Regions from separate parts of the Homo sapiens genome. Here region 1 is linked to region 2. Evidence: read pairs that join two places in POLR2A ChIA-PET (ENCODE). Cell type or tissue: OCI-LY7. All regions are shown on one strand. Links, peaks and the distances in the headings refer to the core of each region. The heading gives the core; the rest is flanking DNA.

Region 1 (5,292 bases), core at 293-5,292, 77 kb after region 2:
CGGGGAGGGGCTTCCATGTCCTCTCCAGGTGTGCCACCCTCCCAGGACCTCCGTCTTCAGCAGCCAGGAAGCTCCTTGAACCTAGTCCTTTTGGGTTTTTATGGAGACTTCATTACATAGGCATGATTGATTAAGTCATTGGCTATCAGTGATCAAGTCACCTTCAGCCACTCTCCCCTCTCCAGAGGTCAGGAGGTAGGGATGATTTCTGTTTTTTCTTTTTTTTTTTTTTTCCTCCTTAACTTAATTTTTGGCTGCCATCTCCGTTTTCTGACTCAACCTGTCTGGGGCAGGACCTGAGAATTTTTATTTCTCTGGCAATCAAAATGAGTGACTGAGGCATAAGTCTCAGATCATTGAGGTTTATTGAGCTAGCTTGAGGGCATACCCAGGGAAAAAACATAAGTCACAGATGCATCTGTGGCTGTTTTTTTTTTTCAAAGAGGTTCCCAGGAGGTTTAGTATTTATACATTTTCCTTAAGAAGTGGGAGGCAGCAATGAAACAAATGATTATATACTTGTGAAACTTTAGTTAGTGCCCAGCAAATCTATATTTTACATAAGATAAGGTGAATATTAGAAAAGGGGAAAAGAAGAATTAGACCTTATCTTGCCTTTGTTCTGTACCTGGGAAGATAAACTAGTAATTGACATTATCCACGTGGAGTCTTTTGAAAGGGGTGGTCACTGTGAGAGGGGATATAATGAGGTGAGTCTGACCTCCCATCCCGTCATGGCCATGAACTTAGCTTCCAAGATTTCTCTGGGGTCCCCTTGGCCAAGAGGGGGTCTGTTAGTCATTTGGGGGCTTAGAACTTTATTTGTATTTCTTATCTCAAAAGTTTCCAGGTGATGTGCTGCTGCTGGTAGAGGAGCCACACTTTGAGAATCCTTGAGTTAGGGCAAGGGAAGAGGGAGCAGATGATCTTGCTTTCAATGTGATCTTCCTTTGGACTAACATCTGATCCTTTAAAACAGAGCTATAACAGAATTATGCCCTAAAAAATGTTGGCTACAGAATACATGGTAAAGGCAAAATAATACAAAATTATTCTATAAAGTTATTTTCTTGGTCAAATAGATGGAATAGCACCAACTGCTTTAAATAGAAGGTTTTTAATTTTTTTTGGCTTCTATTTTCAATAACATTTCCTCTTCCAGATGATCTAAATAAAGTACTATATTGTAGGAAATTTGAGAAATTCAGGAAAATGTAATGACTCATCTGAGTACCCAGAGATAACCACCTTTATCAGTTTGATCCATTTGAAAGGAAATTTTTTAAGGGAAAAATAATGAATGACCTATTAAGATAGAAACAAAACCTGATCTACAATGTGAAGAAAGTCGGTGGCCTGAGTCTGGTTTCAGGCCTGTGCTCTGAGGTTGCTGTCTTACAGGAAAAGAGAACTAACTTTTATTGGATGTCTGATGTGTAGTCCCCTTGCATACGTTTCCTCACTGAATCCTCACAACCACCCTAGAAGGCAGAAGTCATCTCTTTTAAAAGATGGGAGACCAAAGGTCAGAAAAGCCCCACAGCTAGGAAGTAGCAGTGGTTTTGCAGAGTTGAATCCATGTTCATCTGACTTGTGAGAGTCTGCATTCCTACAGCAGAGACTGCCACAGCCTCTGTAGGTGGATCACTGTGGGATTGGCTAAGACACCGTAGGAGGGGAAAAGTCGTGGAGGATGCAGCATTGGACTGTGGGGCCCCCTACCTTTCAGGGATCTTAGGGAGGAGGCCATGGAGAAATCACTGTCACTGGAGTAATAATATGCAGGATGAGATAAGAAAAACCCGCCCAAGATGCCTGCTTAGACTCCCTAGGTTCGTGGGGCACTAAAAGCAGGCAAGACTGGGGACAAAGCTAACACAAATGATAAGTGCACCACTTATTAGTAAACTAATAAATGGAGGTTCTGCGGGAGAGTTGTTTCTCCTGAGGGATTAGGTTCATTTTAAAAAACTAGTAAAATCAAGAAATGTAGATTACAAAGATCCCTGAACTTGGGCCGATGAGGTCACTTTCAAAGTGAGTCACTGGGGTAGACTGTCCTGAGAAGTTTGTTGACAAGAAGAATTGCATGGAAGGGCATGAGTTATTAAAGAAAGCTCTTTGGTTAGAGGAGTAAGGAGTTATTGTTGGTGTTTGTAGAATAAGGTAATCCTAAACATGTTTATAAGCAAAGAACCAAGGTTAATATCAAATGAGTAAAGTGAAGCATTAAGAAGTGAGGTCACTGATGAGTGATGAAGCTGGTAGGAGTGGCCTCAGCCCTACAAGGAAAGAACTGGCCTTAGAAAGGGAGCGGAAGGGAAAGGGAAGCAGCCTGGCCTCTGAAGACAGAAAGGAAGTCATTAAAATGTGGAGGATGATTAAGATGTAAGGGAGGAAGCTGAGGGAGCTCACATCTGCCTGACTCGATTTCAGCAAATCAAAATTCTAGATGCAGAAGGAAGCTTCAAGAAACATGTCAGTGATTCTTGAACTTCTTTGATCACATCCCACCTCCCCAACCTGCTCCCACTTTCTAGTGAGAGTTAAAAAAGGATTAGAGAGGAGAAAAATGAAAATAAGACCAAATTTTAGTAACCCTTGATAGTTCACCTAATAGTGGTAAACAGCCCTCTGTAGGACTTAAAGATAGACATTTTTGAAATGGAAACGTATTTTTTCCCTAAGAACTGGAGAAACGGCTTTCATCCCTAGAGCAGTTACTGGCCCTCCTTACTGGAGAACCTCCAGGCATGCCCAGCAGTAGGCCACAGCCACAGTGAGACTCTCTGATCTCTCCTGCCCCATCTCCTTCTGCCTCACAGCTGAGGGAAGTGAAGTCGAGGGAGATTTTTCCACAATTACTTGTTACAGCCTGTTAGCAGTGGGCCCTGGACTAAACCTAGGTTTCTTGGCTCCACGTTCAGGGCTGGTTCCTCTTCATCAATAGAGATGAAGTCATCAGCAGAAAGTTCACAGGCAGGGGAAGACCTAAGAGGTGGGGAATGTTTAACCTGCTGCTATAGAGGAGGGAATGCATGTTTGAGAGGTCAAGAAGGAAAGCCCTATTGGGAGGAGGGCTATTTGAGGTCAATTGCCTGGTTGGGACCCAGAAGCATCTGCTGGTAGTTTCCTAAAGCTAAAATGACAAGAGTTCAAAGGGGCATCAGATTCTAGGAAACACCTGAGGATGTCCCAGAAATGACTGGTCAGTCAAATCAGGGAGGACTGGTAGTTTTGGAGAAAGCAAATAGACTAAGTGACCATAGGTTAAAAGAAGGGCAAGGGCTGGGCATGGTGGCTCATGCCCGTAATCCCAGTACTTTGGGAGGCCGAGGCAGGCAGATCGCCTGAGGTCAGGAGTTCAAAACCAGCCTGGCCAACATGGTGAAACCCTATCTCTACTAAAAATACAAAAATTAACTGAGCATGGTGGTGGGCGCCTGTAATCCCAGCTACTCGGGAGGCTGAGACAGAAGAATCGCTTGAACCCCAGAGGCGAAGGTTGCAGTGAGCCGAGATCGTGCCATTGCACTCCAGCCTGGGTGACATAGCGAGACTCCATCTCAAACAAAACAAAACAACAACAACAAAAAAAACAAAACAAGGGCAAGAATGGGTTCTGTAAGAGTGGAGAGGGGATGGTAAGGAATGGTGACCAAAGGGTTGTTGAGAATCCTCAGCAGTCAATTCCAAGTTGACTCCTACATTATTGGAACAGGGAGCTTGTTGAAAATACAAATTTTCTTGCCTTGCATTAGACCAGCTGAAGGAGAGTCCCTGGGAGTGAGGCTCAGAAAGCTGTATTTTTAACAAGCTCATTAAGGGTGACTAAGGCAGATTTTACTCCACTGAGGTTAAAAGATAACTTATTGGGAGTCTTTTGCAGCTTTGTTGCCTTATCCAGGTTTCCTACTTTTATTGCCTATCTGATTCCCCATTAGGTGAGCAACAGATACCCCTGATAGCCTAGACATCCCGTGAGGCTGTTTTCAGGGATGCAGGGGAAGGCACGCAAGAGAAAAGCTCAAAGGCTGTGTCTTCCATCCTGTTTCATTAGTTTTAGTGCAAGAAGGAAGGGTGAGACCCTGGAAAAATGGTGTGGCAGCTAAGGGAGCAGGTGAATTAATCTCTGGACTGTGTGAAAAAAACTCAGGGAAATGTCAGAAACACTCATGGAGGATCTGGAAGGGTTGTTAGAGAGTTATTTGTGGAAGGAGTCCCATTAGTGAAAAAATCATTTGAGGAGCAAAGAGGAAGCACAACTCTGCCTTTCTCCCTGATTGAAGGAAGCAGGAGGAGTGGCTAAATGGGAATAGGACCATCTGGAAGAAGCTAGGATTCCATTAAAGGGGTACAGTGGGTAGGGTTGTTCTCCTTGGAATCAGATGTCCCGAGGCTATGGAAGGAGAGACTAGTCTGGAGTGGACTTTGAAAGGTCTGGAGCCGAGTTAGAGAGAGGTAAATTGAGGAGGTGCCTGCAGGGAAGGTTTTTTGCTTCATCACAGAAAATAAAGGAGTCTGGGGACTTGGCGGTGCGGCACACAAAGAGTGTAGGCTTGAGCGTCACACAGGTTCACACCCTGGCTCTGCCAGTCGCTAGCTGTAGGACCTTAGGCTGGGAAGGTAATCTCTCTGAGCCCAGCTTCCTCATTGGATTCCCACGTGAAGAGATTTTTCAGAGAACTAGTTAGCTTATGTAAAGTAAATTACATGTATAAGGCTGGGCATTCCAGTATGTGTGTTGGTGGTGGCCAGAAGAGGGAGCTAGGGAGAGGCATCTCTGCAGAGGGAGAGGGCAGTGCTGAGCCTGTGGACCTGTCTTCAGGGAGGCTCCAGGTGATCAGCTGGCATGAAGGTGTAGCTGCTGGGGGAGCTGCTGCAAGTTTGCCTCTGATTTCTTCCAGGCTAGGCTGTGACTCACACTGAGGGTTGGAGCTCCGGACATTTCTGGGGACTCTGTTACAACCACTTCCTGTTGTGCTGGAAGTTTCATACTGGAATCACTGAGCAGCCCACTGGATGACCCCTTTGCTGCTGGCCTTGGCAAACCCTACACCCTATGTGGCTGTGTTCAGGATGCCAGCTTTCTGCCCCCTTCTACTGTACGTGGCCCTGCTGTTTTAGGGGTGGCCACAGGGCCCAGGGAAGCAAGGAGGAACTGAGAATGCCAGGCTGGGGCCTAACCTCGTTCACACTGAGGCTGGCACTTCCTGCACTTAACGTACAGGCACACGTCCAACACGCGTGGATAGGCAGAGCCCTTAGGAAACATGAGGCACTCAGCCACAA
Region 2 (5,429 bases), core at 1-5,000:
AGGCAATTGACATACACAACCTTCATTTTCAGATGATCCTAATCTAACCCCAATTGTATGAATCTAGAATGTTTCTGTTACCTTGGTACACTATTCCTGGAAGTGGGTGGTACTCTTGAGTTTGGCTACAAGTCATAAGCAGAAGTGGGAAAGGTGTGTAAATGCCCAGTAGATTTCTCCAAACCTAGTGCTTCAGCGGGGACAGGTTTCACTCGTATGTGATCCTCCCCCAGGTGCATGCCTCCTTTTTCTGCCCTGATCAGGCACTGCAAAGTCCTCTGCTCAGTGTGGGGGACATTTATGTGCCTCTGAGGTCTGTGGCACTTGAGCTTCAAAAGAGAGAAGCAGCACCCTCTGGGCATGCCTCCCTGATCTCTTGGAGGCTAGCTGTGTCCTGTGAAGCAGGAGACATTAAAAGTGACAAAGTGACAGTTTGTTGTTGACAGGGTTGGGGAGGCTCATCCACACAAAAGCGTGTGGTGCAAGGGAAGGGGTGTGGGTTTGGAACTGGTGGTCCGAAGTCCAGTCCTGGCTTGACCACTGGACCCTGGGCCAGTTATTGAACATGTTTGAATGTCAGTCTTCTCACTTATGAAATGTGACTCATAATCACTTCTTTGCTGCATTGTTGTGAAAAACAAAGGAAACCTTGCCTGTAAATCATGTGGCAGAGTATGCCAAGTAGTTATTTCATCTTCATTATTACTTTCCTGTTTTCTTTTCAGACTTTCCCAATTCTTACTTTGACCTTTGCACAAAGATCTCCCTTCTGTCACTACAGAGGTCTGTAAACAGGCCTGTAAAACCCTTCACCTTTCACCCAGGGCTTCTCAAACCCACAGGGCTCCCCCAGGGTCCAGGGTCTTGACTCACAGGGTCATCACTTCCTCTCAGCCATTCTATGTTCAGACCTTGGAAATTTCATCCTTCATACAGATAGATCCCACCTGGGGTTTTCCTCTGGATTTTACAATCACAGATTTTGCTGTTGTTTGAAAGGGTTCATTTGATTTTCTTATTGTGACATATGATCAATTACCCACCTATCAGAGCACAGGGGAAGTAACTCATATTTCACTTAATTTTCATGTTTCCTTCTTTTCCTTGTACTCAGCAGTCCAAATATAAGACAGGCTAAATTGAAAGGCTAGCTATCAAAATATTTGGAGTAGTATTCCCCAAACTTTCATCATTCTAGCTACTAGTACCACTTCATACTCATGTAAAATCTGTTTCATTATTTATATAGTATTTTTATAACATACTTTAAGTAAATCTATTTAGAAAAAAATCTTTGTGTTAATACTAAATTAGAAAGCAGTATCATTTTCCATAAACAGATCAGTAAAAATAACATATCACACTGCACTTTGGAGTCATAGAGACCTGTGTTCAAACCCTGCTCCACTACTTAATGCCTGTGTGTTCTTGGGGCAGTTATTTAACCTCTCTGAGCTTTGGCTTCCTCACAGAAGTAATACTAAATATCTCATAGGCATGTCATGACGGTTAAATAACATGGCATATATATGGTGCTTAGCACAGATCCTGGCAATAGTAGGCTCTTAAAAAACAAGTTGTTTTATTGTTTTCCCTTCCATAGCACTTCTTTAATCTACTTATTTCAGTTCCTATTTAGAGCAGCCTCCTCCAATGCTGTAACGTAGAATGATATTAAAAGGAGTAAAGAGAGATGAATGGTGAGGCAGGCAGCAGAAATGAGGGGGTGATATGGTGTCATGGAATTCTCTTATTCTCCAACTTAGCTAGAGTTGCTGGACTGTAAGGGACCTCAAAACTCATCATTCCAGTCTCTCACTCAAGCAAGGACCCCTTCAGTGTCATGACAGATGCGTGTCTAGCCTGTGCTTTCTTACTTGTCAGGTTGGGAAATTCACTATTAGAAAAGAGAGTTAACAGAAAAATGTCTTTTTTATAAATAATCCCCAAACTACTGCCACTCACTCCTCCAATCCATAAGTACCAGCTACTTGTCTCTGTCCTGTTTTCTAGAACTACCAGAACATATTATTTTATCCTTTTATATAAACCCTTCCAAATAGCTGAAAGCTGATTTTGTAAATTTTATTAATAGTCTCTCCTCTCAGCTAAATACTACAGTGTTCTCAACTGCCCCTCATGTCGATAGTCTCTAGGACCCTCACCCATTGGCAGCTCTGCCACCAGCACCCTTCTCCCTGAGTCAGTCAACCTACCTCCTAGCAGAGAAGGCTCTCAGGGCAGAACAGGCAGTGAACAAGATCACTTTTGTTAAAGAGTCAGAGATTGAATTAGCCTTTCAACAGTTGCAGGGGGTTGCTGACCACGGCTTTTTTTTTTTTCACATGTCAAGTCATATCGCAACCCCCTTGCCCCATCTTGTTTGTGTGACAGGCCAGCAGTCAGCCAATCAAAATTCCTCTGACTCCCACATATGTCATCAGAGCCAAGGGTGGAGTGGGGCCAACCGTGATGGTGGTCAACAGTGTTGTCCTTGGCTGACCAGAGGCCGAGCCCAGTGGAGAAGATCAGTTCCTTGTGTTTGGTGAGGAGGAAGTTGCTGAGGTTACTTCAGAAACTGCTTTCTGTGTGGGGCTGCTTCCTCCACTGCCTCATTCTCCAACGCTCTCAGGACTGAAGAGGCCAAGGCTGCAAGTAGAAGCAACCAGAGGAGGACAGGCTACACACAGTAGCTGGTGTGTGTGGGTGTGGAAGTTGACCTCACCAAACTTCACCAGAGAGAGTCCCCTGAGGACCACACAGTCAGGATCTACTCCATGTGCCAGAGCCAGAAACCCGTGGGAGTCTAGAAACATCTGAACATTTAGCTGAGTTTTCCAATTTCAGCCATCTGTTTGTTGTTATATGGAAGTGGCCTCCTGCGGCCAGTGGTCAAGTCTAAAAGCACTCTAGGAGGCGGTGCTGATGGTAGTTCTAATACAGAATAGTTTCCACAAATAATTAGAGCAGCATTATTTATTGAAACGTTAATTAGTGTTTGTTTTCTAAGCTTTCTTGATGCAAGGGGGAAAGCAGAAGAGATACAAGTTCAAAGGTTCATCCAGACTTTTGTGAAAGCCCATGGAAGAGATGATACCGGTGGCTTAGAGGTGAAAAGAGAGGAAGAGAGTGCTTTTGAAGTGCAAGAAGAAGGGAGGGCAGGGGATGGTTGTCTGGGTCCTGTGAGCAGTAGAAACCCAACTGCCCCTCCATCAGTGCTCCCGAGGGGGTAGCAACCTCAGGTGTGATGGCTCATGCCTAGAAAGGCAGCATGCTTTGCTCATGGGGCCCAGCATCAGTAGATATTCTCATTCCCCACTGTGGCATGGGGGCAGGGAGCTGCCGGACTTCACAGACCACTATGGGCTCAGATAGTAAGGGTGCCAATGGCAACCAGGACAGACTAGGGACTTGAGGCCCTTCCATCATTTTCCAGTTACCAGGTGAACTTCTTGAATTCTGACTGGGCTGCAGGAAAGGAAGGAGACTCCTGCATGACCCAGTTACAGTCTCTTTTTCAACTGGCAGGATTGAGGCTCACCAGTGGGATTAAGTTGAGTTAAAGGAAATTTTCAAAGTGATGATTTCATATATACTTGGATTCATGGACAGAAATTCATATCCTATGCATAATATAATCTATGTGAGAAGGGCCAGGATTTCACCGTAAACACAGTTCCTGAATTATTCTTAATTTAGAAGTGATGCAGCTCAGGACTGGGTTGTCTTCTTACTCCCAGCCCTGCTGCACAATTGCCAATAAAGGAGGATTGTCAACCACAGCCCCCAGGACTTGACACTCCCCTTTAATTAAACCCTGCTGGGTCCATAGTTCCCTGACATCACCTGAGAGTGAACATAAGACATTTGCAATAAATTTTTATTTTTACTGCTACTGTAAATTGTATTTTTAAAACCCTTCCTCCTTAAAGCAGAAACATGTATCAACCATTATATGAATAAAAAGACACGCCAAAGATTGGGGAAAAAATATTTGCAAAAGATATATCTGATAAAGGGCTGGTATCCAAAATACACAATGAACTCTTATAACTCAAAGATAAAAGAACAAACAGCCCAATTTAATAAGGAGCAAAAGATCTGAACATATACCTCACCAAAGAAGGTACACGGACAGCAAATAAGCATATGAAAAGGTGGTCAGCATCATACCTCATTAGAGAATTGCAAATTAAAACAGTAAGATACCACTACACATCTAGTAGAATGGCTAAAATCCAAAAATCTGACAATACCAAATGCTGCTGAGGATGTGGAGCAATGAGGCTTCCTGTTGCTCCACATCCTCAGCAGCATTTGGTATTGTCAGATTTTTGGATTTTACCCATTCTAGTAGATGTATAGTGACAGAGCCCTCAGAAATAAGGCCGCATATCTACAACTATCTGATCTTTGACAAACCTGAGAAAAACAAGCAATGGGGAAAGGATTCCCTGTTTAATAAATGGTGCTGGGAAAACTGGCTAGCCATATGCAGAAAGCTGAAACTGGATCCCTTCCTTACACCTTATACAAAAATCAATTCAAGATGGATTAAAGACTTAAACATTAGACCTAAAACCATAAAAACCCTAGAAGAAAACCTAGACATTACCATTCAGGACATAGGCATGGGCAAGGACTTCATGTCTAAAACACCAAAAGCAATGGCAACCAAAGCCAAAATTGACAAATGGGATCTAATTAAACTAAAGAGCTTCTGCACAGCAAAAGAAAATACCATCAGAGTGAACAGGCAACCTACAAAATGGGAAAAAATTTTTGCAACCTACTCATCTGACAAAGGGCTAATATCCAGAATCTACAATGAACTCAAACAAATTTACAAGAAAAAAACAAACAACCCCATCAAAAAGTGGGCAAGGGATATGAACAGACACTTCTCAAAAGAAGACATTTATGCAGCCAAAAGACACATGAAAAAATGCTCACCATCACTGGCCATCAGACAAATGCAAATCAAAACCACAATGAGATACCATCTCACACCAGTTAGAATGGCAATCATTAAAAAGTCAGGAAACAACAGGTGCTGGAGAGAATGTGGAGAAATAGGAACACTTTTACACTGTTGGTGGGACTGTAAACTAGTTCAACCATTGTGGAAGTCAGTGTGGCGATTCCTCAGGGATCTAGAACTAGAAATACCATTTGACCCAGCCATCCCATTACTGGGTATATACCCAAAGGACTATAAATCATGCTGCTATAAAGACACATGCACACGTATGTTTATTGTGGCACTATTCACAATAGCAAAGACTTGGAACCAACCCAAATGTCCAACAATGATAGACTGGATTAAGAAAATATGGCACATATACACCATGGAATACTATGCAGCCATAAAAAATGATGAGTTCATGTCCTTTGTAGGGACATGGATGAAATTGGAAATCATCATTCTC

What was found. Peaks named below come from ENCODE experiments on the same cell type or tissue, not always from the same donor. Only the 100,000 strongest peaks of a DNase experiment are listed, where the experiment ranks them.
Region 1: POLR2A ChIA-PET joins it to region 2 with 6 read pairs; 3 of 35 experiments call an interaction of 5 or more read pairs at or near these places.

The regions. Positions count from the first base shown.
Region 1 is chr3:121,995,195-122,000,486 of GRCh38, reverse strand. All of the region lies in intron 5 of ILDR1 (immunoglobulin like domain containing receptor 1), which reads left to right. Among named protein-coding and RNA genes, the nearest start is that of ILDR1, 24 kb to the left of the region's middle. RefSeq lists enhancers at 2,852-2,961, 2,992-3,071, 4,831-5,125. In OCI-LY7, for the core only: CTCF peaks have their summits at 4,543 and 4,768 (motif pointing right); DNase peaks (open chromatin) are centred at 1,387, 2,376, 4,786 and 5,206; H3K4me3 peaks cover 1,117 bases; H3K27ac peaks cover 2,178 bases.
Region 2 is chr3:122,072,010-122,077,438 of GRCh38, reverse strand. The region is part of intron 1 of CD86 (CD86 molecule); the gene reads right to left. Among named protein-coding and RNA genes, the nearest start is that of CD86, 19 kb to the right of the region's middle. RefSeq lists an enhancer at 2,404-2,743. In OCI-LY7, for the core only: no CTCF peak of the experiment used is centred there; DNase peaks (open chromatin) are centred at 278, 2,598 and 3,228; H3K4me3 peaks cover 3,612 bases; H3K27ac peaks cover 3,283 bases.